3 separate regions of the Mus musculus genome follow, and regions 2 and 3 are each linked to region 1. A link is a loop called in an ENCODE intact Hi-C map of the cell type or tissue named here. Cell type or tissue: heart. All regions are shown on one strand.

Evidence for each region. A loop is a pair of places that touch in the nucleus more often than their neighbours do. Peaks named below come from ENCODE experiments on the same cell type or tissue, not always from the same donor. Only the 100,000 strongest peaks of a DNase experiment are listed, where the experiment ranks them.
Region 2: it touches region 1 in a loop (4-fold over the local background); 38 of 42 quality-filtered maps call a loop at or near these places.
Region 3: a loop joins it to region 1, with 4 times the contacts of the local background. A loop is called at or near these places in 38 of 42 quality-filtered maps.

The regions. Positions count from the first base shown.
Region 1 is chr15:86,050,259-86,058,258 of GRCm38, reverse strand. It overlaps Gm41375 (a long non-coding RNA gene), which reads left to right. Exons shown (of 3, transcript XR_875536.2): 2 at 1,418-1,529; 3 at 4,528-4,692. It also overlaps a transcript of Gramd4 not described here. Among named protein-coding and RNA genes, the nearest start is that of Gm41375, 4.4 kb to the left of the region's middle. In heart, a CTCF peak has its summit at 7,712 (motif pointing left); DNase peaks (open chromatin) are centred at 618, 1,838, 4,008, 7,878 and 1 weaker place; H3K4me3 peaks cover 373 bases; H3K27ac peaks cover 1,172 bases; H3K27me3 peaks cover 595 bases.
Region 2 is chr15:86,131,656-86,139,655 of GRCm38, reverse strand. Gramd4 (GRAM domain containing 4) reads right to left here. Exons shown (of 19, transcript NM_001379572.1): 15 at 7,658-7,802; 16 at 6,748-6,841; 17 at 5,897-5,981; 18 at 4,707-4,775; 19 at 2,030-4,306. The coding sequence ends at 4,202. It overlaps Cerk (ceramide kinase), which reads left to right. Exons shown (of 13, transcript NM_145475.4): 13 at 1-555. Among named protein-coding and RNA genes, the nearest start is that of Gm15722, 44 kb to the right of the region's middle. In heart, CTCF peaks have their summits at 1,831 (motif pointing right) and 4,210; DNase peaks (open chromatin) are centred at 1,818, 2,840, 4,215, 5,071 and 2 weaker places.
Region 3 is chr15:86,121,000-86,128,999 of GRCm38, reverse strand. It overlaps Gramd4 (GRAM domain containing 4), which reads right to left. Exons shown (of 19, transcript NM_001379572.1): 5 at 6,748-6,821; 6 at 3,744-3,876; 7 at 3,118-3,143; 8 at 1,920-2,011; 9 at 1,359-1,450; 10 at 287-335. Among named protein-coding and RNA genes, the nearest start is that of Gm15722, 34 kb to the right of the region's middle. In heart, CTCF peaks have their summits at 4,453 (motif pointing right) and 6,195; DNase peaks (open chromatin) are centred at 1,234, 4,403 and 6,239; H3K27ac peaks cover 349 bases.

The DNA.
Region 1 (8,000 bases):
CACTTCCCCCGTTTTGACTCGCCTTTCAAAAACCAGGGTTGACAAGGACCCAGAAAGATAACTAATGAACCTGGTAAAAGACCACACCCTCCAGAACCCCAGGCCCTAGCCTGGTTGGAGGACTGACCTGCAGCACCGTATGGGGTCTGACCTAGGAGGTCCACTGTAGGGTACGAGGGTGACTGTAGCAAACTCAGCATCAGCAAGTGGAGACAGCACATTAGACCTGTGACCACATGACCCGCTTGCACTGCGGGGCTTTGACGACCTCACCTCCAACCCTCTCAATCCAGAACTGTCCCCCACCTTATTATGTCTCAAGCACCCCAGGAGATTTGAGGAATGCTGAAGGACTCTGAAGCTTTCTGGGGGGTGGGGTGGGTGGGGGCAGGATTCAGGCCCCCTTTTGTCCTCCAGCATTGCCTACCTTCCAGACAGGCCTTTGTCCCAGGGTCTGGGGCTGGCATCCAGAGAGGCTCCTGTAGGTGAGCTCTCTCTCTCTCTGAATGCAGAGTGAGAAGCAATGCCCATGTGTAGCACAACATGAGGTCTGTCCAATGGCTCTTGGCTGGCAGTGTGAGATGCCAGGCTAAGCTGCCTGCAGGGCTTGGTCTTGGCAAGATGAGAGCTACTTTGGGCAGGAACCTCCTCTGAGTCACCTTTGTGCGGCATCCCAGCCCAATGCCACACCAATCTCGCTGGTTCCTCCTACCCCTGGCTTTCCCTGCTTCCTCTCTGTCCTACAGCAAAACCGGACTCTGGTCGTCGCCCCACCCCCACCGCCCCCTGCAAGCACAAGTGCTACTTTCCTGCCTCCAGGATTGCCTAGACCATATCCTCCCTGGGGCGCGGAGGAGGGGGGAGCCTCTCCACTCTGGCCCTACCCAACCTTCCAAGCTAACTCCAAAGTTTCAGCTCCACAAAGCCTCCCTTGACCAGTCGCCCAGTTAGAAAATGTTTCTAGCTTCCCAGGAAGCCAGAGTTCTCGGGAGTCATTCCCCACCCTTCTCCTGTGAACTCAGCTGGGCAGCTTCTACCAGGAGAGGTTCGATGCATTCATGTAGGGATCCCTCCCTGCTGAAGTTAAAGTGTGTCTCCAGAGTCCCTGCATTGCAAGCTTAATCCCCAGTACACCCATGTGGCACGTGATTACTTTGAAGGGCTCTGCCCTCAGAAAGGCTTTATGATCTGAGCTGGCTTTATAGAGTAGGCTCTCGATGGAAGGTGGGTTGGTTTGAATGAGAAATGGCCCCCATAGGCTCATATTTTGAATGCTTGGTTCCCCAGATGGTGACATTGTTTGGGAAGGATTAGAAGGTGTGGCCTTGCTAGAGGAGGTGTGTTTCTGGTGTGCTTGAGGTTCCACAAACCCATATTCCTGGTTAACTTTCTCCCTGCCTCATGTCTGTGTCTCAAGGTATAAGCTCCCAGCGACCGCTCCAGCACCATGCCTGCCTGTCTGCTACCATGTTGCCTGCCGTGATAGTTAACGGACTAACCCATGGGAGTCCCAGATTAGACACTTGTCTGTAAGTCACCTTGGTCATAATGTCTCATCAAAGCAATAGAAAAGTAAGTCCCTGACATGCACTCATGAGGATGGCATGACAGGCAGGTCCTCACTATCACACAGGACATCCTGAAGCCAGCCAGCACAGCTGCAGAAGGGCTCTATGCGAGGTGTTACAGGAAGCCCTGCCCCTCACGTCCAGTCACTCTCTCTGGCTTCCTGTTCCTCTGTAGACAGGCCCTGCCCTCAGCTCCTGACCCCAGGGGAGAATCCTCTCTGGCCTTATTCCTGTAGCATATCTCCATCTCTGCTGTTTCCGGTTCAGCCTGCATGTGTTAATGGTGATGGGAAGGGAGCCTGGGAGATGCTGGGGCTTCTGGTCAAGCTGAGCCACCAGAGGCCATAGCATCACCGCATCAGGAAGACAACCAGCAGATACACGCAACAGCCAGAGCCTGGCATAACCCAGAGGGTGCCCAGGAATGTTCTTTGCATGAGTATCCAGGATGAGCCCCACAATGGAGCCAGACTTCTCTAATCCCTCCCCTCCTGCTCACAAGCATTCACTGGGTACCCATTCCCAGGCACTGCCTGGTGGAGAATGAAACTGGTCAATAAGTACATTCTAGAAGACAGACTTGGACAGACACTACCCCTAGGAGAACTTGGGGTTACCATGACCACCACCTACTCAGAGGCTCCTCACAACCATGGCCCCTCATTAACTGATAAAGGCTATTGTGGTCCCGACTGTGTCTCACAAATCTGAATATTTGAAGTCCTAATATACCAGACCTCGGAACAGGACTGCATTTGAAGACAGGGTCTTTACAGAGGCCAGAAAAGCCAATGGGGCCACATGAGCTACCTCCAGTCTAGTTTGTGTGGTTCTTGCGTGGGGAGGAAGTATTTGAGACAGGGTTCCTCTGTGTAGCCCTGTCTGTCCTGGAACTCAATCTGTAGACCAGACTGACCTCGAACTAGGAGATCCACCTGCCTCTGCCTCCCAAGTGTTGGGATCAAAGGCGTGTGTCAGTCACCGTTGCCCAGCTATCTGGCTGGTTCTTACCAAAAGACAATCAGGACACAGACTGAAAGGGATGACCATGTGGAGACAGAGAAGGCAGAGACTCACTCCACACCCTGGTGAAAAGGAACTGACCTTGTACAGTAAGGAAATCTCTCTTCCACCCGCTGTCCTAAAAGCCACCTGATATGAAAGGCCACGCACACACTGCGATCCACTGACCCCACCTTCTCTGCTCAAAGTGAGCTAGATACAGAGGGATATCTATCAAAGGCCAGAGCCAGACCAGTAGGTGCTTCTGAGCCCCTGGGCCTCACTGGAATCTATAGGAAGGTAGCTAGAACCTGTTAACACTCTGAGGCCAGCTGGACCCTCTTGGTCCCCAAAGCCTCATGTCAGAGACCTGAGGAACATTGGGTGTCCACTGTCTTCTGATTTCCACAGCAGAAGAGAAGAGTGTCAGAGGAGAGGGGAGGGGAGGGGAGGGGAGGGGAGGGGAAAGGAGAGGAGAGGAGAGGAGAGGAGAGGAGAGGAGAGGAGAGGAGAGGAGAGGAGAGGAGAGGAGAGGAGAGGAGAGGAGAGGGACTCACTATTACGGGACTCCCCTGGGACAGGCAGGACCTCCCTGGGACAGGAAGTTAATCAGACAAGCCTGGCTTATTCCACTGATCTTGATGTGACATGGCTCACACAAACTTTGGACGCCCGAGAACAGTGGTTCTCAACCTTCCTAATGCTGCAACCCTCATGTTGTGGTGACCTCCCCTCCCCAAACCATAAGCTTATTCTGTTGCTATGTCATAACTATAATTTTGCTAGTGTTATGAATCATAATGCAAATATCTGATAGGCAGGATATCTGATATGTGACACCCCCTCCCCAAAGGGGTTGTGACCCACAGGTTGAGAAATCTTGTCCTGGAGCCTTAATTTCCATGACTGTAAGGTGCAGGAACGAGCTGCTCTCTGTAACCAGACAGCAGCTGGGACTGGGTCTCAGCCCCTAGTCTCTTCCCACTGAAGAGGCAAGCAGCAGCAGCGGCCTGTGGGAGATCAGGACTCAGAGTCTGCAAGGTGGAGTTGAGAAGGCTGAGCAGCGAGGGCTGTATAGTCTGATGGCGGCAGGCAGATAAATGTGTGTCTGCGCACAATGCCTGTTCCTCTCCCCATTCTAGGCACTCCCTGAGTGGGGGCCCAGTAAATGGTCAGATGTCATCTAGAAACCCAATTCACATATTTTCTTGCCCTGAAGTAATGTACTCTGAAGTCAGAGGCCCCACCAGTGTAACAGCTGTTTTTCAGGGGAAACCCCAACCCTGATGTGTTAGGTACACTCTGTTCTAGGTTGTTCCCATGACAGCATCACAAGGCATCTTGGAAGGAACATGGGTGTGATAGGACCTGACACGTGGAAGGCTCTACTCCAGCATCTCCAACTCTGGCTGTGACCCTTGGAGGGTCTACTCCTGCAATAGAGGGTCTTCTGTACAGCTTTGTCAGGTCTTGTGGGGTGGCAGAAAGCAGGCTCTGAGCTGCCTGCCTGGCATGGGAGCTGTGGGTAGTGAGCCAGTGCTCAGGAGGGAGATGAGGGAGCTAGGGATGGTAAACTGCAAATCCCTCTTAACAAGTTAGGGCTTTAGAGCTGGCAGGTGCTCCACCTTGTGGCTGCAGGTGGTATCACATCACAGAAGACAGAAGTCGCACTCATGGATGGATGGCCTATTGGGGTCCACCCCTTACCCCTCTCCCTACCCAGCAGCCTGCCAAACACAGGCACAACTTGGGACCACATAGCAGAGTCTTTCTTTTTTGTACCTCTGACTGTGTCCACTTTGGGACAGATTGCTGGCCCTGATCTAGTTTGGGCTCTGAGTTTCACCTGCTTGGTGACCTTGGCCAGTCCCTGAAAGGTCTCAAAGCCTTTGTTTCTTTACTTTGAAGGATGATGGCTGCCTCCTTACTTTTTCCCTACCCCTTGCTCCCTCTACAGCTGTTCACAGAGGTCCATGGCCAGCAGATCTGACCCATGAAGACCTTCTGGGGATGAAAGACCCACATGTGAACCATTTATGACATGCTCACTAGGGCCAGAGGACTGGAGGGGAGGCCTGTCCTGGTGTGAGCCTTTGATTTTAAAACCTAAGAAGGCATCTGAGGAGGTTAGACCATGGAGGGGGTGACAATCTTCAGGATCTTTAGGTTCTGGGACAGGTGCAAGTCAACACTGGACTTAGAAAGCTGAGGGCATATGTAGGCCAGTGTATGAGCAGGTGGGGAGATGAGGACACCAGGACAGTACAGGGGAGGTGAGGGGCTGGAGCAATGAGTAAATGCAGGGGGTGAGGGGCTGGGGCAATGAGTAAATGCAGGCGTGAGGGAATGGGGCAATGAGTAAATGCAGGGGTGAGGGAATGGGGCAATGAGTAAATGCAGGGGTGAGGGGATAGAGCAATGAGTAAATGCAGGGGTGAGGGGCTGGGGCAATGAGTAAATGCAGAGGTGAGGGAATGGGGCAATGAGTAAATGCAGGGGTGAGAGGATGGGGCAATGATTAAATTCAGGGGTGAGGGGATGGGGCAATGAGTAAATTCAGGGGTGAGGGGATGGGGCAATGAGTAAATTCAGGGGTGAGGGAATGGGGCAATGAGTAAATGCAGGGGTGAGAGGATGGGGCAATGATTAAATTCAGGGGTGAGGGGATGGGGCAATGAGTAAATTCAGGGGTGAGGGGATGGGGCAATAAGTAAATGCAGGGGTGTGGGGCTGGGGGCAATGAGTAAATGCAGGGGTGAGAGGATGGGGCAATGATTAAGTTCAGGGGTGAGGGGATGGGGCAATGAGTAAATGCAGGGGTGAGGGGCTAGGGGGCAATGAGTAAATGCAGGGGTGAGGGGATGGGGCAATGGGTAAGTGCAGGGGTGAGGGGCTGAAGACAGTGAGCCCGTGAGGTGGTAGAGTGAGAATTTTGGTTTCTTAAAAAACCCAGTTATGTTATGTGAATATGTTTTTGTTTTAATCCCAGGTGTTGGGATGTGGCTGCTTCAGATTGTCCACAGCCGCTAATGATTCTCTCATGCTCTATCGAGGGGTGTGATTTTTGGCACATGCAGATAGCCTATGTTTGGAATTCTGGGGACTCTTGAGAAAGCCGGTGGCTGCTGTTGGTTCCTGCTGCTGCATTTGCTGTGCTGGATTGCTGGATTGTTCTGCTGGTGTGCTGATTGGAGATATTCTGACAGTGCAGGTTGGACTTGCCCCATGAAACTCAATACCCCTAGTCAGCAAGCAGTAGTCTAAAGTGGTCTATACCCCCTTTCTCCTCTAACCTTCTTTCTCTCTTACCTAGTGTTAGGGTGAAATGAGGGCTGGAAGGGTGGTAGACATAAGAACTCAATAAAGTAGCTCAAAAATATGCCAACAGGGTAGTGAGGAGCTGGTGGAGGAAATGAAGGGTCGTGGGCAGTGAGCCAGTGCAGGGAACTGGGGGGCTGGGTTAGTGAGCTAGTTAGTGCAGGGGGGTGAGGGGCTGGGATCAGTGAGATAGTGGGGGTGGTGAGCTGGCAGAGGAAATGAAGGGTCATGGGCAGTGAACCAGAACAGGGACTAGGGTGGCTGGGGCAGTGAACTGTGGGCGAAGGGAGAGCTTGCACAGAGGCTGTTAGAGAATGTGTGCAGGGAGAGGATGGGACAGTGGACAGCAGGGACCTCTGGAAAGCCAGCTGTTAGGAGCAGCTTTCACGGGGCTGGACACGGATGAGGAGGGGCCTTCTTGGCCTGTGGTTCTTGGTGGTTTGGGGAGCAGGGTGCAAGAAGATCCGACCATGTGGACAGTCAAGGCACGGAGGAGCCCAGACATGGCGTCTTTCCTGAGGATCCGTCCTTTCCCAGTCCTCTAGGACAGTCTACTTGAAGAAGGACAGGGACCACAGAAGCAAAGGAATGGAGTCTCCAGAAGCAGGAGGTGGAGGTCGGCAGACAGGACAAATCTCCAGGATCTGTGGAAGAACTATAAAGGAAAGGATGAAGAACAGCTTCGGGGGAGGGGACAGGGCGGGGTGGGGGTGGGGGCGGCACAAGACGACAATATCCATGACAGGTAGCCATGGCCAGCACAGCCTTCATGGTCCCTGTGATCCTTGAGAGCAGAGGAAACTTCCCATGTAAAAAGGAACTGTAGACAGAATGTGATAGCCAGGCCCCATCTAAAGTCCTCGTAAGGCAACCTTTAGGACTCTATAGACCAACGCTATACACTACAGAGCTTTCTAGAATTACAGACATGTTCTACAGCTAGTCTGTTCTATAAGGGTGTGCCCATTAACCACAGGTGGCTACTGAGAACTGAAATGTAGCTAGTTCCAGGAAAGGGAAGTTACAGTTGCATCTTGGGAGATAACAGATTGCCATGCAAACAGCCTGTGTGGATAGTGAGGCAGCAGGCTGACTGAAGTCTAGCACGGAAAACGTAGGCCATCCCGCAGTGGGAACTGGAGCCAGGGGAAGCCCGAAAATGACGGGACTATGAGAGGATAGCATGATTCACCAGTGCGAGAACACAGACGGACCGATTAGACAAAGACCGTACATCGGAAGAGCAGGGAGGTAATTGGAGAGAAAAAAGGGAAGTAATTTTAGAGTGAATGAAATTAAAACAGTCCTAATGAATAAACACATTGCATCACGTTTTGAGATGGACAGAACCAAAGGGGGGAACGTTTAGTAAAACAGAGATTTATTTTATTTTTTAAATTATGTGTATGTCTGTGTGGGGGTATGAGCACATAACATAAGTGCAGAACCTGAGAAAGCTAGAAGACACCAGATTCCCCGCAGCTAGAGCCCCAAGTAACTGTGATTTAGGTGCTAGGAGCTGGGCTTGAGTCCTCTGCAAGAGCAGCAAACACTCTTAACCGCTGTGCTATTTTTCCAGGCCCAGGGTGCGTAGGCTTTTGTAAGTGTGTGTGTGTGTGTTGATGTATTTATTTTTATCTTATGTGTATGAGTGTTTTGCTTGCTTGCATGTATGTGCACCATGGGTGTGCATTGCACACACAGGTCAGAAGAGGGCATCTGACCTCTTGAAACTGGAGATATGCATGGCTGTGAGCCACCATGTGGGCATTGGGAACTGAACCCAGGTCCTCTGCAAGAGCAACGAGTGCTCTTAGTGAGAGTGCTAGCCTGCCTTCTACTGGCTATAGCACTTGGGAGACTGGGCCCCGTGTCCTGATTGGATAGCACAGTGGAGTTGGCTCTGGAGGTGTGGGTGTGAGTGGGGGGGGGGGGTGCACGGGCAGGAGAGCTGACCCTGCCTCCTCCTGATGGCAGCATTGGCTGGCCTAGCTGGCATAGTGCTGAAGAACTCAACATGGTGGGGTAGATAAGGAAGTGCCAGCATACTGGTCAGCTCAGCTGCCATCCAGGCCCAGATCCAGGGCATCTAGTTGGCCCACCCCAAAATCT
Region 2 (8,000 bases), 81 kb before region 1:
TCTCCAACCCCGGCGCAGTCATGGAGCATCATGAGTGTCAGACACTTAGGGCCCTTGACACGGCTGCGCAGGATTGGGGGGGGGGGCGTGCTGACATTCACAAGCAGTAGACAGTCTTCATGATGCTTTTTAGATGCAATACCCCAAACTTCCCGGGTCTTAGGTATTTTAGGAGGAAAAAACAGGGGTAAAGGTTAGACAGTGGCAACTTAGGATCCTGTTAGGGTCTGGCCCATGTTTTAACTCCCACTGGTGCATACCAATTAGGCAACAGTCATAAGCTGTAACTTATTTTTGTTTATGGAAACTAAGTAGTGGGAACGGGGACCGGGGAGCGGCTGGTTTCCCAGAGGATGCTTCAGCCAATGCAATCTCCTGGAGCTGGGAGCACTGACTGGGAGCACTGACACAAGAATGGCCCAATTATGCCTCCTGGTCTTGCTGGCTTCAAGATTAGAAAGTGGCATATTTGATCTGGTATATTTGAGAAGACAAAAAAAATAATAATAAAGTTACTTTGGGCAGACTATGGCCTCCCCTCATCCTCATTTACAAGTTCTTTTCAATGCAGATTTTTTTTTAAAAAAAGAGAAATGAAAACACAGTTTAATGAATTTTTGCTAAGAAACTGAATGCCACCCTAAATACTCATGGTGTTCTTCCTGACTTATCTGCTCCCCCCACCCCACCCCCACCCTCCTGGGTCACTCTGCTGACATTTTAACATTTGAGCAGACCCTCCTTGTGTCACCTGGTGTGTGTCTCCCATTGCATTGTTATTTAGCTAGTAGGCTCTGCCATTAGCCTGAAGGAACCGCACGGATACAGCTGTGCTCATATGGTACAGCTATGCTGAGTAGAGCATGAATGCTGTCTCTGTAGAGCCAGCCACAGCAGCATGTATTGGGGTCTGCATGCACTGCGCCTTCAGACACTCTGCCTGGCCTAAGGGAACCAGATGAGCACCTCAAACAGGACTAGGCATGGTGGCGTTATACAGCTGAGAGGTCGTGCCACAGGCTCAGGAAGGACAACTGCAGAGGCACAGAGAGGGTGAAAGAGGAGTGATTAGGATCAAATGGTGGGATGAGCTCTCGGGAGAGCTGAGAGTATTCTATTTGCCAAGTTCCAAGGGAACTCTGACTATGCTATGGCACAGCACCAAAGCCAGTGTGTGCTATGAATGGATGGTTGGATGGATAGGACGGTAGGTGGATGGATGGATGGATGGATGGATGGATGGATGGATGGATGGATGGATGGGTGGGTGGATGGATGGATGGGTGGATGGGTGGGTGGGTGGGTGGATGGATGGATGGATGGATGGGTGGATGGGTGGATGGTATATGTTATGGATAGAGAGAAGATGGATGGATGAAGTACATGTGTATGAAGTGTGGATAGATGTCAGGATGGGCCAGTAGCGGGATGATGTGTGGGTGAATGCACAGAACGTGCAGTGCCCGTCCTATGGCCCTGTAGCCCCTTTCCAAAGATGTTTGGGCAGCTTACTGGCCGCTCATTTGGGGCAGAGGTGGGGCCAGGCACCAACCGTGTGCCCATCTGGGTTTTGACTCCCAGGTTTTCTCGTATCTCCCCTGTGCCCAATGTCAGTATCTGAATCAATAAAGTCACAGCTTTGCCAGAGACCCTTCTGTTCAGAATCCCAGGGTGGCAGAGACCACAGCTCAATGGAGCCAAGGCCAACACTGCAACCCCAAGGCACTGCCTGGTCCAGACTCCCCCTCACACACCCAGGGCCAGCTACTTTTCCGGTCTGTCTTCTGGGATCCCCAGGACTACCTCCTGCTCCTAGCTTCCCTCACACCAGGGGGCGCAGTAGAGCAATCAGCACCCACTCCCCATCCCATTTCATACCCAAGCCTTCAGTCTCATAGACAGTTTTGTGCTCGACCCAAATGGCACTAGTGGCCACGAAGACTCTGGTATGGTATAGACCTGAGAGTTACCCAGCTGATCTACCAACCAACATCTACACACTCAGCTAAGAACAAAGGATTCCTCAGACTCAGCACAGAGCATTTTAGGTTTATTAAATAAAAATTATAATTTATACAAGACTTTGTATCTAAACAAGGTTTTCTTTTTTTAAAAAAAAAAGTGACAGAGGATTTTTTTTCCTATCAGTTCTTTATAGAATATGATCCTTTTGTAGAACAAAAGTTACACCAGCAACAATTATGTACAGATCCAAAACAGACTCAAGCTTCACACATACAAAATTGAACATTCTAGGTCAGTGATTAGTGAGCAATTAAACACCTGCCCAGATCACACAATCCAGTACAAACCCCAGTGTCTCTGTAAGGATGCCTAGAAGCTACATAGGCCCCTGGCCCAGCCCTGACCCCCTAAGCTCTACTCAAAGATCTGCCGGTGGCTAATGGTAGAACTTGGGGCCACCTCCCTGACCTACTGCCCTGACCCATGGTCAGTCTTCATCTCTCTTTCCCAAAGAAAGAGACTCAAACTAAACCACGTATTCCACCCTGAAAGCCTTCCCTGCTTAAGGCCTCTCTGTAGCACACCGGGGTGGCAACACTCACAACCCAGGCACCGCCAGGGTCCATGAAGTGTTAGCCACCATGTGTGGCTATCACCCATGAAGCCATCCTCACGGACAGGTCAGAGGCCATGTTGCCTTCCCTCTGGCACGTTGGGGTGCTCCTTCTCTGATTCCGTGCTCTTCATAGCACAAGCATATTCCAGGGGCCCAAGCCACGGCCCTGGGTCGAGGGTCCCGCCTCCCCATCCAGACTCCTCCGTCTATGTACCTGGAGCTGTGTGGCCTCTGCTACGCATCTGGAGTGGTATGTGTGCTTGATCTGGTTGCCTGGCAAGCCCTTCCCACCCCCAGTGTGTGGCCTGAAGTCCCCTGGGAATGAGGTGTCATGAGCCCAAGCCACCGGGCCTCACACCTACGCCGGCAAACGAGCGTTGGAGCAAAGGTAAAAATTACATTTGAAAAATGGTACAAAAATAAGAAAGACAGCTTGCTCTCTGTAAAAAATATAATCTTCTGTTTCTTCAAAAAAGCAATCTCAGTGACATCTGAAGGACTCGGGACAAGCTGAAGGAGACAAGAGTGGTCCACCTGGGAGATTCACAGGTGGCGTCGTGGTTGCCCCCCCCAGAGGCCCAGGCCTGCAAGATCGCCCACCTGTGAAGTCTCCACCTTTGTCGGGGCAGGGAGCATGGGTGGGATGGGATGTGCCTTACCCCTGCAGAGCGTGCAGTAAGAGACAATAAATACTGTTAGATGTTAGAGGACAAGGCAACTCTGGCCCCTAACCTCTAGGCTCTGCCCACAGCTGTCTGCTGTGGCACAGGGTCCTCCCATAACTCCAGAGTGACTGCAGCCTGGAGGCCAAACGCCAGCCAGATGACCATGGAGTCTCTCACTTAACAGCAGGGTGGAGAATGCTCGCCCCGAAACCTTCCAAAGAGCCAAGTGTTAAAAAGGTGTGCTTTTGCCGACACTACGCCAGTCTGGGCCCTCACAGGACACCAACCACTGGCCTGACCTCTTAGCTGGAGTGTCAGGCCAAGACGAGCCAGATGAGTGATAACTCATGCCCAGACACTGATGGAGGGGCAGGTACCCCCAAAACACCAAGCCCTAAGAGGCCCTACCCACAGCCTCGGAGTGCCCACAGCAGGTCCAACGTGGAAGGAGGGTCTGAGGGCTGGGTGAGATGACTGGCCATTTCTTCACTGGAGAGGGGCCTCCCCACCATTCTCTCCATCTTACCACCCCTGCAGGAAGGGGCCACAACCATTCCCAGCTATGGCTTTGGTGGAAAAAGCCTCTGAAGAACAGGGGTCATAAGACCAAGGAGCCTCTCAGGATGGCAGGGGCTGGGTCTGCACCCAGGCCGGGAAGGAGAGTGAGGGGCTGTGCTTAGCAGGGCCTGAGGACCAGTGTCTTGTGTGCCATCCTTCAGACTGGTTAAGAGGATCCTCTGCCCACCTGTGTCCACAGGTGGTCATGAAGGTGCTTCATGCGCTTGGCACGGGCCAGCCCGGCACCGTTCCATGTGAGTTCCAGCCCTTCTGGTCTGCAGAGCCTAGGCCAATATAACCAGCCACAGTCCAGGAGAATTATTGCCGAAGACTGCGAGGATGTCCGCTCCTCCAGCCAGCGGTTGGAAAGGATTCCAGCAACACCCCAGAGTCAATACTAGCTGTCACCGCCAGAGGCCGCTGCAGACGTGATTTTCACATACTGGCTGAAAATGGTCTCAAAGGCTTCATCTCTGTGCACCATGGCACCGAACACCAGGGGCTGGTGGAGAAGAAATGGATTGTGGGGGGGATGTGCGCTTCATAGCCAGGCTGGGGGGGCTACTATGGCCCCTATCAGACAAGGGCAGCAGCTTGGCAGGGTGTAGACAGCCTGGCAGATGGCCAGATACTCTTTTCACCCAGAGGACTCTAGCCCGAGGACCCAGCCTTTTCTTCTTGAATGGCTGCAGGATCCGTTCCCTCTGGGCCTCCTGTAACTGTATGGCGCCCACCCAAGCTAAGCTTTCTGGACCTTGTGTCCATGGAGTAGGGTCCTGTGTTGAGGGGGAAGAGAGCTTCCCCTCAAGCTGAAACCACATCCCAGGGAGGCTCACTCCGGTCCCCTGGCCAGGGGCAGGGATAGGGGTGGGGGTGGGGGCTGTCACCTGCTGGGTACTTACTTTCTGGGTTGATGGTGTAGAAACAGCAATTCCCATGCCTGAGCCAGGGAGGACAGACAAGACTTTATACTGAAATGAAAGAGTACAACCATTGCCACCGGGCCACCAGCTTCTCCTAAGGACAGGGGTGATGCTAGTCCCCACTCGTCCAGGACGCTCTCCTCCTACAGGATACACTCCTACAGGTCAGGTACAAGGACACCAAACCTGCAGAGGCAGGCCTAGGACATCCTAGCAACAGGAGGTAAAAGGCTGTGTCTTTTGATTTTTGTGGTGCCCTCCCCGCAATTCCCGGTGTGACTGATAGTCTGTGTAAGGCATGTGTCAGCATGGCTGGTCCCTAAGGATAGGCTAGGACGATCTTGGCCCTGGCCTGACTGTGTGCTTTCTGGTTACCTGACTGTTACCTCGGGGAGTAAGTAGATAGCCATGGCCTGAGCCAAGGCAAGAGAGGGACCCTGTCTTGTACTAGGACCATTCTTGACTACTGCCAGCTTGGACCCAGGCTACTTCGTTGGGGAAGCATTCCTCTGAACCTTCAGTTTTCCTCTGCTCCACTCCCCAACCCCTCCAGACATTGTGTACTCTACAAACCAACCCGTGGGGAAACCGCTAAGCCTCACTCCACGTGTACAAGTGCCTGTGGCAGAACCCTAACGTTTCTTGGGGCGGGGGCGGGGGAGGAGGGGGAGATCGTCTCGGACCCAGGTGGAAGGTCTGAGTCTCTTTTCACAGCAAGGGCTGGGATGTAGCTCAGCTGATAGCTTGCTTGATTAACACGTACGAAGCCCTGGGTTTGATTCCCGGCAGTGTACACAAAAACAAACGAACAACAACAATAACAACAACAGCAACAAAAAATCCAAGACAAGCAAACAAACAAAAAACTGACTTCAGGGTTAGCCTGGACTACATGAGATCCGAGAAGCAGGGTGGGGGTGGTGGGGGTGTGAGTCCAACATGTCAGGCAGACGTCGCTCTTGCTCCTTTCTGCATGTATCATACTGACTGGGCCAGATGGTGACTCCCAGGGACATGGGAGAAGGGAGACTGCACTGTGGCCCAAGGTACTTAACTATCTCAGAAGATCACACCTCCCCCAGCCCTGGGCTCATCCCCGCAAACCTCCCCATCTCTGTGATCTACTGACTCCCCAGGCTGTGAGCGAGGCGGGTCGGGCAGGCACACACCTTCTGGATGTCTGTGATGTCCATCAGTTTGATCACCTTGTTCCTCTTTGATGACCCAGACTTGGAGCTCTCGAAGCACAGGTAACTAGAGGGGGAGGAAATGCAGAGGTGTGGGGTGGCCGCTGGGCCAGAGGGGCTCCTGCTAAGTAGGGTCCTCCCCGACAGCCTCCACAGCCCCCGTGGATGGTCGGTGACCCACCACACTCAGCATCTGGAAGAAACTGAACTTCTCTGTGCTACAGCTAGGCCTTTCTGCTAACAGGAGTGGCAGGGAGGTGTCCTGAGGCCCCACCAGGCTTTCCTGGGCAGACTCCTTTGACAGGGTGAACAGGTAGGGACCTGGGGCTATGACTATTGCTGCAGGTGTGGGGGACAGGATGGTAAAGGGTCCCATGAGGATGGCCATTTATGTACCCTACCCCTGTTGTAGCCCTCCCTCAGATCTCACAAGGTGCTGAGGCATAGCATGGACAAAGTGCTTTATAGTCCCATGGAGTGGAGAAAGGCCAAAGCTACCGTTAGCCTAGCCTCAGACAGCAAGCCACATGGACTGGACCCTCAAAGGTCACTATAAAGCCCACTTTCTGAGAGATTCTACCCCTTGTCCATCTGAATAGCCACGAACCCCACACGAGCATCCCAAATGAGAGAATTCATGAGCCCAAGGGAGGGCAGGGCTGGCCAGGGAATGGAGTTAGGAAGTCCAGAGAGCTAGGCAGAGTGTGGAACAGAGGTTGGGCCAGAGCACTGCGGAACCTGCTTGCTGGACCTGGGCGTGTGTCTGGGACCCGGGGAAGACCCTCTCCCACTTCCTCCCCGACAGTCGTGCTTGGGCCTGTGGCATCACTCACTTCTCTGTCACATACAGAACCCCGTTCCTGATGTAGTCCGTGGGCATCTTCCGGTCTCGGTTAATGAGGCAGCAGCGCCAGCCATTCTCGCACACTGATAGAGGAAACAGACCTGGGATTTCCTTCCTCTGGGAATACCTGGGCCTTGACCTAGGCTGGTGCCTGGCAGCACCAACTTGTTAAAGATGTAACCACATCCACGAGGGACCAGCAGAGCAGGTCCAAGTGTGGGCTGATGGTGACATAGTGTTCACCCGGCACAGGCCAGCCCTGGTTCCATCCCAGCACCGGGAATACACACAGAGTCCACGGAAGGGGTGGGGAAGGAGGCCTGTTAGGAGTGAGGTCGCCTAGTGTCAGGGCGACGGGGGCTTTCCTCTGACGGTAACCAAACCAAACTGCAGTCCTTACTGACTTATGGCAGCTTTCCCTACACCAAGCCTGCAGCAGAGGAGGAGACTCCGCATCTCAGGCATTTACTGGACACCTTTCCAGAAGGCTGACTGGACAACCCAGTCTTGAGGTATCTGTGACAGGTTGTACCCTCAAGCCAAAGTGTCAGGGCACGCTTGGGCTGGCATCAGGTTGGTACCTTGATGCTAATGATATGAGAATTCCCAGCAAGTGGGCAGGCAGGGCTGAGCCCCACTCTTTGGGGATTCTTGCTTCGAGGAGGCTCGCCTGAATCTACACTGAAAACACAGTTCAGGGACTATGATGTCACGCCTCCTCCTGATCCCTGGAACAATCCACGACCCCACACTCTTATGTCACCTCTCCTGTGAAGTAAGTTTGGGCCTTTTCTTCAGTCTGTCCTGGAGGCGGGGTCTCCTGTGTGGGCTGAGACCCCCTGCCCTAGTCTTCCCTCTACTCCATGACGGGCTGGGTCAAGGGCTCATCGCGTGCTTACCTGCTAGCGGGCGCTCGTTTTCAGTCAAGTTGAAGATTTCGTGGAAGTTCCCCTTCTTGGTGCTGTGAAAGCGTCCAGCATCTTCGTCCTTACTCAGACCAGCTGGAGCACTGGAGACGTAGCTCCGTGATGAGGCTGTCTGCAGCTGCCAACAGCACACAGTCCTGGTCAGGCTCTAGCAAGAGGCAGCTGGACCCGCTGCTGGTATGGGACACACTGGCCTGCCTGCCTGCCTATACCAGCTGCAAACTGACAGATAGGCTCTACCCACTCTGAAAAAAGTAGGGTGTAGCTCCCACAGGCCCCTTTCAGTGCAGTGCTGCATTGGATAGATTCTGCTTGC
Region 3 (8,000 bases), 71 kb before region 1:
ATCTACTAGCTATATGGGGGCTATAATAATTCCCTTCTTGCCCCTACATCAATCCCAGGTAGAAAAGGTCAGCCAGGACAGATGGGCGGGGGCAATCTGCTTCTAGATGTCGAAGATTGATCCAGCTGAGTGTCTGAGTGGGTAGCCTCCTGGAGCTCAGGGCTGGCATGCCTGGCACCTGGCAAGGCAGGATGCTTACGTGGATTCCCCATGATGTAGCCCCAGGTTATAAGTTCTGACTGGTTAAGACAGAGGGACAGACTGCCCCCCCACCCCCAGGACTCACCACAGCTTCAGACACTTCCGGCACAATGCTCCATTGTATCCGCCAGCCCCTGAAAAGCAGGAGCCACCACAACCATGAGAACAACGTCACCTTTGGGGGAACGACACTGAGCTACCAGTGAGTTGCCAGCTAGAGTAGGGGCCATCTGCTCCTTCAGGGATGTACACATAGGAGAGACCCCAGAGGCTGGGCTGCTTGGCTCTGAGATCTCACTGGCCACCCCATGCTGGTTTCTCCTCTGCTGGTGCCTGTGCAGTGGCAGCCTTTGTGGGTACGGAGAAGCCCAACAATGCCTGTTTGATCTTACCATGCCTACTGACTGGTCTGTTAATAAAGTTTTATTGACATCAGCAATGAATGCCTCTTAGCAGATTGATGCTGATTAGGGGCTGTGGACTAATGGGGACTTAAGACCCCTTCAGAGGCATTTCAGCGTTTCCTACAAAAATCATTTTCAAGTCAATTCCCGAGACAGGCACAGAAGTGGATGGCAAAGACTGACTGGTATGTGGACTTGTCGTCTTCTCAGGGGCTGAGAGGAAATCTGGAGTCAAGGACTCTACCTCAAGCCAAGGCAAAAGGTTAATGTTCACTGCTAGGAGCAACCACAGGGAAAGCCCAACCCAGGAGACGCAGCTTCTCCAGATAGGGATGTTCAGTGGGGACACAGAGTGACAGTGGGAGCGGCCTCAGCCTTGGAATGAAGTGCCTCCATGGAGGTGTGCGTGTGCGTGCAGCTAACACTGCATTCTAACCTTGCCTGCTCAACGCTTCCTTCTTATAACCAACAACCATTGGGCATTCGTGGGGGTGCAGCACCCTGTAGTTTTGCCCACCCACCCCAGGGTTGGGGAGAACTTCCTGCCAAACATGCAACACCCCAGGGAGGCGGTTGGGGTTGTACCGAAGCTAAGCCACCCACTGCCTGTCCCCTAAGGTCTCCAGAGCCTCTCAGGGGACCACCCACAAAAATGACTGCATGGCATAGCTTGTGTCGCAACAGTATGGAGAAGCAGGCCACCCAGCAAGGCCATGTGTGTAATGCACCCATGCAAGAGCCCAGGTCACCTACCTGGCGATGAGGTAATTGAGGGACAACCTCAGAATTGCTAGGAACAGGAACATGGGGATGGCCCAGCCGTGCCACACAGCATTCATGTATACCTGAGGGTGAGATGTGAGGAGCGTGGTTAGGGATGTGTTGGAAGGTGAGGGACGTGCAAACAGAGCTCTGGTACACGCTGTGTCATGCCTGCTTCCTCCCAGCAATAAGGGAGACGAGGCCCTGCTCAACTAATGTCCAGGGAGCCAGGACATGTGGGATGGGGCGGTTGGGAAGGCTGCTTCCAGTTTAAGAGAGAGCTCCACTCAGGCAGGCAACAGACAGGGATGCTGCTCTGTGTGAGGTGGGGCCCCAGGAAGAGGTCTTGCTCGTCCCCAGCGTCACTCCCATGCCTGGGTTCTGCTAGCTGATGAGGAGGCTCGCCATTGCACACACCCATATAGCTGACAGAGGGACTGAAGTGGATCACGCCTAGAGTCCAAAGGAGGGGCTGCCCTCTAGGGGTCTCACGGAGAAGACTGGTCCAGGCGTCCCGCTGGCCTGACTCAGCCTGGGAGAACACTCACTCACCGTGAAGGCGATGGCGGAGGTGTAGATGGAGTACCAGTCAGATAAGGCAGACAGGTTCTTCACGAAGTTAGTGACAGGCTTGGCACCGCGCTCTGGGGACAGAGCAGACAGCGCACAGTCAGCACAGTGCTGGCCTGCCTTGTAGCACACAAGCAAGCAGGGTCAGGCGGGCCCCCAAGGCAGAAGCAAAGTCAGCTCACGGGTCGCATTGGGTGCGAGACCCAACCCCCTGAGGCCCCTGCTGCCAGTGTCCCTCCTGACTACTGACTGCGGTCCCCATAGGGAGATGCCACCTGCCCCCAGTGCAGCCCACAAGTAGCAGGAGATGGGGAAGGGAAGAAACAGTGAGGACAGCTGCTGTCTGCACTCTGAGGGGCTGAAGGAATATCAGAGGACAGAGCCGTATTTCATCCTGCATCAGTGGTTCTCGAACTGTGGTGGGAGCCACTTTGGGGGTGGGGTCGAAGAATGACCCTTTCATAGGGGTCACCTAAGACCATCCGAAAGCACAGATACTTATGATCCATAACAGTAGTAAAAGTTACAGTTATGAAGTAGCAACCAAAATAATCTTATGGTTGGGGGTCGCCACAACATGAGGAATTGTATTAAAGGGCTGCAGCAGCAGGAGAACCACTGAGAACCATTGCTGTAAATTCTAAGTTGATCAGAGCAGGTTCAACGCTCGGTTGGGCCTGAAGGTGGTGTGTCCCAGGCACACAACACCACAAGTTTTTGTCTCAGGGAGGATGGGGGAGGAGTTGCCCTTAAATGCTTTTCTAGAGAGTTCTATTCAGCTCACAATCATAGAGGCTACCCTCTCCCCTCTCCTCTCCCCTCTCCCCCCTCCCCTTTCCCCCTGCCTACTCCTCCTTCCCTCTCTTCTCCCCCCTCCCCTCCCTCTCTCCTTCTACCCCTCCCCCTCTCTTCTTTCCCTTTCTCTGTCTCCTTCTCCTCCCCCTCCTCTTCCCCCTCCCCTCCCCTCTTCCCTTCTCTTCTCGCCCTTTCCCTCTCTTCCTCCCCTCTCTTCTCTTCCTTCCCCTCCTCCTCCCTCTCCTCTTCCCCCTCCCTTCCTCTCCTTCTACCCCTCCCTCTCCTCCTTCCTTCTGTCCTCCCCATCTCCTCCTTCCTCTCTCCCCTCCCCCTCTCCTCCTTCTCCCCCCTCCTCCTCCCTCATGCCAAGACCCACAGTACTTACTCAGTCTTCTCATGTTTTCAGTTAACCTGAGAGAGAGAAAGAGAGAGAGAGAGAGAGAGAGAGAGAGAGAAAGAGAGAGTCAGTCTTAGTGTGAAGTCACCAACAGCTCAGCATGCCACTCTGAGAAAACACCACTACTAACTAGTATGAGGGCAGCAAGGAGGACATCCAAGTGCCTGGGACCCTCAGGAGCCTGGAGACAATGCACAGTGACCAGAGCACAGTACTGAGTGCCCTTGGGTACCCTTGCAGCTCAGGAGGCACCTTGATGGTCTGGCTCTCTAGAACCCCTGGGGCCCATGAGAACGTCTGCTTATGGGGAGCCTCTGTCTACGGACCCGGTCCATGAACCGTCAAGTGATCCAACCCCCACGATGGACACCGGGCACACACAACCCTCACGTGACTTTTGTCACAAAGCACAAGTCAGTCAACATGGATGGGACATGATTCTACTTTCCCACGAGCCCCTCCGAGGAGGTGGCCCAGAAACATAGGCACAGGGGGTCTTTAGGAGCTTGTGGCAGCCCCTTCCACAGGATATCAAGACTGACTGGCCCACTGATGCTTAGTGCGGGGCCCTGGTCCTAGCATGAAGACCCTTGGTCTCGGTGAGGCGCCCCTACCTGCGGGCGCTGAGGGGCTCCTCCGTCTCTACTGTGTTCTCCTCTGGTTGGAAGCGGAAGTCCTCGATGTATTCCCCAAACCTCTCATAGAACCACTTCTGTACACGGGAGGCCAAGCCCTGGCTGCGGCGCTCTGTGGGGAGGAGCAGACATCAGAGAGGGGTGCTGCAGGGTCTACACAGCCCCTCCTGAGGTGGGATGGAGAGGTAGGGCAGGCATGGGGCCTCACAGAAAATGTCAGTCTGGGTGGGGATAAGGGAAAGGTTTATAGGAGTGAAGGCTACACTCCGGAGCGAGGTGTGAAGGGCCCAGCCAGAGGAGCCTGTGAAGGAAGGCCTTAGCTCCCTGAAGACACTAGGTTCAAACCAAAAGATGCAGGCCATAGCCACCCAGCCACAGAGACCCTCCAAAGCATGATGTCTCCAGCCTCACACTTGACCGCAGCAATCTCCAGACCTCAAATTCCCAGCAACCTTGGGCTTATGTCCAGGCCGTGTCTGACCATGGGAAGAGGCTGAGGGAGTTCACCATGCCAGGTCCTGGGGTCCAGCCAGTGTGTGTAGGGCACAGTGGGCTACAAGGCCCAGAGACCAAGCTGCTGGCCAAGGTGAGCTCACAGAGATCGGCTGTGTCTCACAACCCAAGAGAAGGCCAGGGCTGAGGCTGCCTGGCAGTGCCCCCAGACTGCACCCTAAAGAAAACAAGATGTGGAGTTGCCTGCAGGGGGCACTGCTCCACCATAATTTAAAAGCCTGGGACTGGCAGGCAGCACTCAAACACCACCAGACACCTGGGGTGCCATAAACACAGATATCATGTATTAATTAAAACTTAAAGAAAACACACCAGGTGTGCTGTGGAGTCAGAGAGAGTGGACAATAGTCAATGTAAACAAAGTTGAGGGACATGGGTCACTAGAGTGGAGGCTACGGGGTAGGGGGAGAAGGTAGGTGGGCTGAGATATGTGTCTTCTGGGGCTACCCAGACAGCCTGCAGGCCTATCTGGCTTTATTACCATCACCAAGGTTTGCAGGTGGATCCAGGTAGGCACAGAAGCTTGTATGGGAGCCAAAGGCCGTCTAAAGGCCAGGCAAAAGACTGGCCAGCCTGTGTCTCCATTGGATTATTTATGGACACTGGACACACGGTTCAGTTACTGGAAAATCACCTTCCTTGTGTTTTTTTCCCCAAGCATTTAAATATATAAAACGCTATTTAAAAGTGTAAGTCCAGGCTGGGCATGATGCGGGACATCAGAAGTCCCAACACTGGTCAGGGAGCCTGATGCAGGAGGATCAGCCTGGGCTACACAGAGAGACCTTGCCTCATGAAATCAAAATGTAAAAAAGAAAACCTGACAGGGTCTATCTATGGGTTGTGGACCCCAGCCGGATCCAGGGAACATGGCCATCTGCCTGTAGGAAGCAGGTCTTCAGTCGGTCCTGAAGTCCTAAGGCCCCTGCTTGACTTCCAGGGTGGGGGATGTTTTCTGCCACACGTAGAGCTAGCTTCTTAGGAAGGAAAAGGCCTAAAGCAGTGCTTCATGCTCCAAGGGGTACAGCTGAGGTCCAGGGATAGACTGAGGCAGGTGTCTGCCTGATAACCAGATTCCTTCATTTATCTAGGATGTGGCAGAGCCAGGGTGTGGTCCCTCTCCTCTACCACATCCTTCCTGTCTTGGAGGGTGATCGAGGGCCACAGTGTGGAGAAGGCACACAGTCCCACACAGCCCACCACACCTGGAGACCACGCAATCAAAGTAAGGTTTGTGGGTGGAGAGATGGCTCAGTGGCTAGAAGTGCCAGCTAATCTTTCAGAGGACACTTGTTCGATTCCCAGCACCCACATGGTAGCTTACAAACATCTGTAACTCCAGTTCCGAGAGATTCTATGCCCCTTCTTCCAGCCTCCATGGGCACCAGATACTTATATGGTACAGACACACATGACGGCAAAACACTCGTACGTATAAAATAAAAATAGATCTTTTTTTAAAAGAGAAAAAAATAGGCCGGGCAGTGGTAGTGCACGCCTTTAATCCCAGCACTTGGGAGGCAGGGGCAGGCACATTTCTGAGTTCAAGGCCAGCCTGGTCTACAAAGTGAGTTTCAGGACAGCCAGGACTACACAGAGAAACCCTGTCTCGAGAAATCAAAAATAAATAAATAAATAAAATTTTTTAAAAAGGCCTGACCTTAATGAGAAGACAAAGGGTCCCCAGCCCCTGTGAAGGAGCAAGGAGCTGGGTGACCCGAGTTCTCAAGCCTCACTGCCACCAAGCACTAAGGGTCTTGGGGTCTTCTGTGCTGCTCCTGGCCTGGTAATCAAGATTCACAAGCTAAGGGCTCTCCATCTAAGCCTGGGAACTGGCCAGGGATCCTCCGGATGGCCCGAGGAGGCCACCTCCCAGGGGATGCAGCTGCCAGACCTGCACTGGGGCTGGCTGCCAGTGGGTGGAGTGAGGCTGGACCTGGGAGAACCTTAGGAATGGCCTCCTCTTCTGGGCCTCTTCCTGATGCTGGCAGCCCAGAGCCAATGACCTAAGCCATAGCTTATGCCAAGCTTCCTGGCATAGGGAGGGAGAGTCTTGTGAATGGTCAGTATGCTGGACGGACACTGTCTGTCAGGGTGCAGCCAGGACCTGCAAGAAGTACACAGAGGACAGAGCTCCCTTCTCCTCTAAAGGGCAACTCTAGAAGCTGAAGTATGTCACAAGATGGATGTGAGCGCTAAGGCAGGGAGCAAGGGGACGTGCCCACATGGGATGACTAGTCATGGGGAACAGGTCAGTGAGTGAACGTAGCAAAGCCAGTGTGTGCCTTTTGGTGCCTCTCAGGAGGCCTGGCCAAACTAGACAACACGTCATGTCTGTGCACGGAAATGAGATCACCTTCGGGGTGACTTAAGCCACAGTGAGGGCACTGACCCAGTTTTGGTGGCAGGAGAGTCCCATATGGGAGAGCCCTGGCTAGGGAGAGAACCACCCCTTCCCAGGGGGGCCTACCTGTGCCTGTGCCATTGCTGGCCTGGCTCTGTCCCTTTGGTGGCTGCTGAGGCTGTGCTGGCTGCTCCTCGGACCTTAAAGGGGACAAAGGCAAAGTTCATGAAGCAAACGCCTGCAGCCCTCGTGGAAGTGCACTTCGGGGGACAGGTGGGATCTGTCGGCTCCCGAAGCCCTGAAGGCCGGAGGGCTGTTGAGGACAGAGCCCAGCAAGCACCAAGGTGCTTTCCCCATGGGTGTATGGTCTATTTTTCAACAGGCAAGTGAAGTCACATAAGCAAGAGGCTCTCGCCATTCCTATTAATTTTAATAGAATTGTTGGTTTCATCCTTAAGCCCAGGGAAAAAAATAGCTTACTAATGAGAATATCACACACCTCTCTATCCACACTAGGCCAAAGCTGGGTGATACTCCAATATGGTTAGGCTGGGTTCACACCAGTCACCTCCCTGGCTCCCTGCCTCCAGCTCAGCTCATGGTCATCACAAGTCTTTACCTGGCCTAACAGACTCTGCCTTCAGTTGGAGTCTTGTCTCTTTGCCTGTCACACCCTGAGGGAGCTATACACCCCAGCAGCAGCCTGGATCACATCCCTTGGGTGGCGACTCCATCCTGTTTCTCTGGCCAGCCATGTATGTATGTATGCCCTCCTCTGGAGTGTTGGAATACCAGCCATCCCAGCCTGCACTGGCTTGGGCCACGGGCACACAGTAGCTGTCCCTGCAGCTTCAGGGTGCAGTGTGAACATGCGTATGAGTATCTGTGGGGTATGTGGGCTACAAACATTGTAGGTTTTGTGTGCTAACTTGACACAAGCTAGAGTCATCAGAGAGGAAAAAGCCTCAGTTGAGGAAATGGATCCATGAGATCCAGCCGAAAGGCATTTTCTCAGTTAGTGATCAGTTGGGTAGGGCCCAGCCCATTGTGGGTGGGGCCATCCCTGGGCTGGTGGTCCTGGGTTGTATAAGAAAGCAAGCTGAGCAAGCCATGGAAGCAAGCCAGTAAGAAACATCCCTCCATGGCCTGTGCATCAGCTCCTGCCTCAAGTTTCCTGCCCTGTTTGAGTTCCTGTCCTGACTTCCTTTGGTGATGAGCAGCTATGTGGAAGTGTAAGCTGAATAAACTCTTTCCTCCCCAACTTGCTTTTTAGTCATGGTGTTTTGTACCAGCACTAGAAACCCTAACTAAGACACAAGTATGTGTTGTGCAGTATATGGAAGTGTGCACTATGTATGTTTGAAGTGTGCCTACACGGC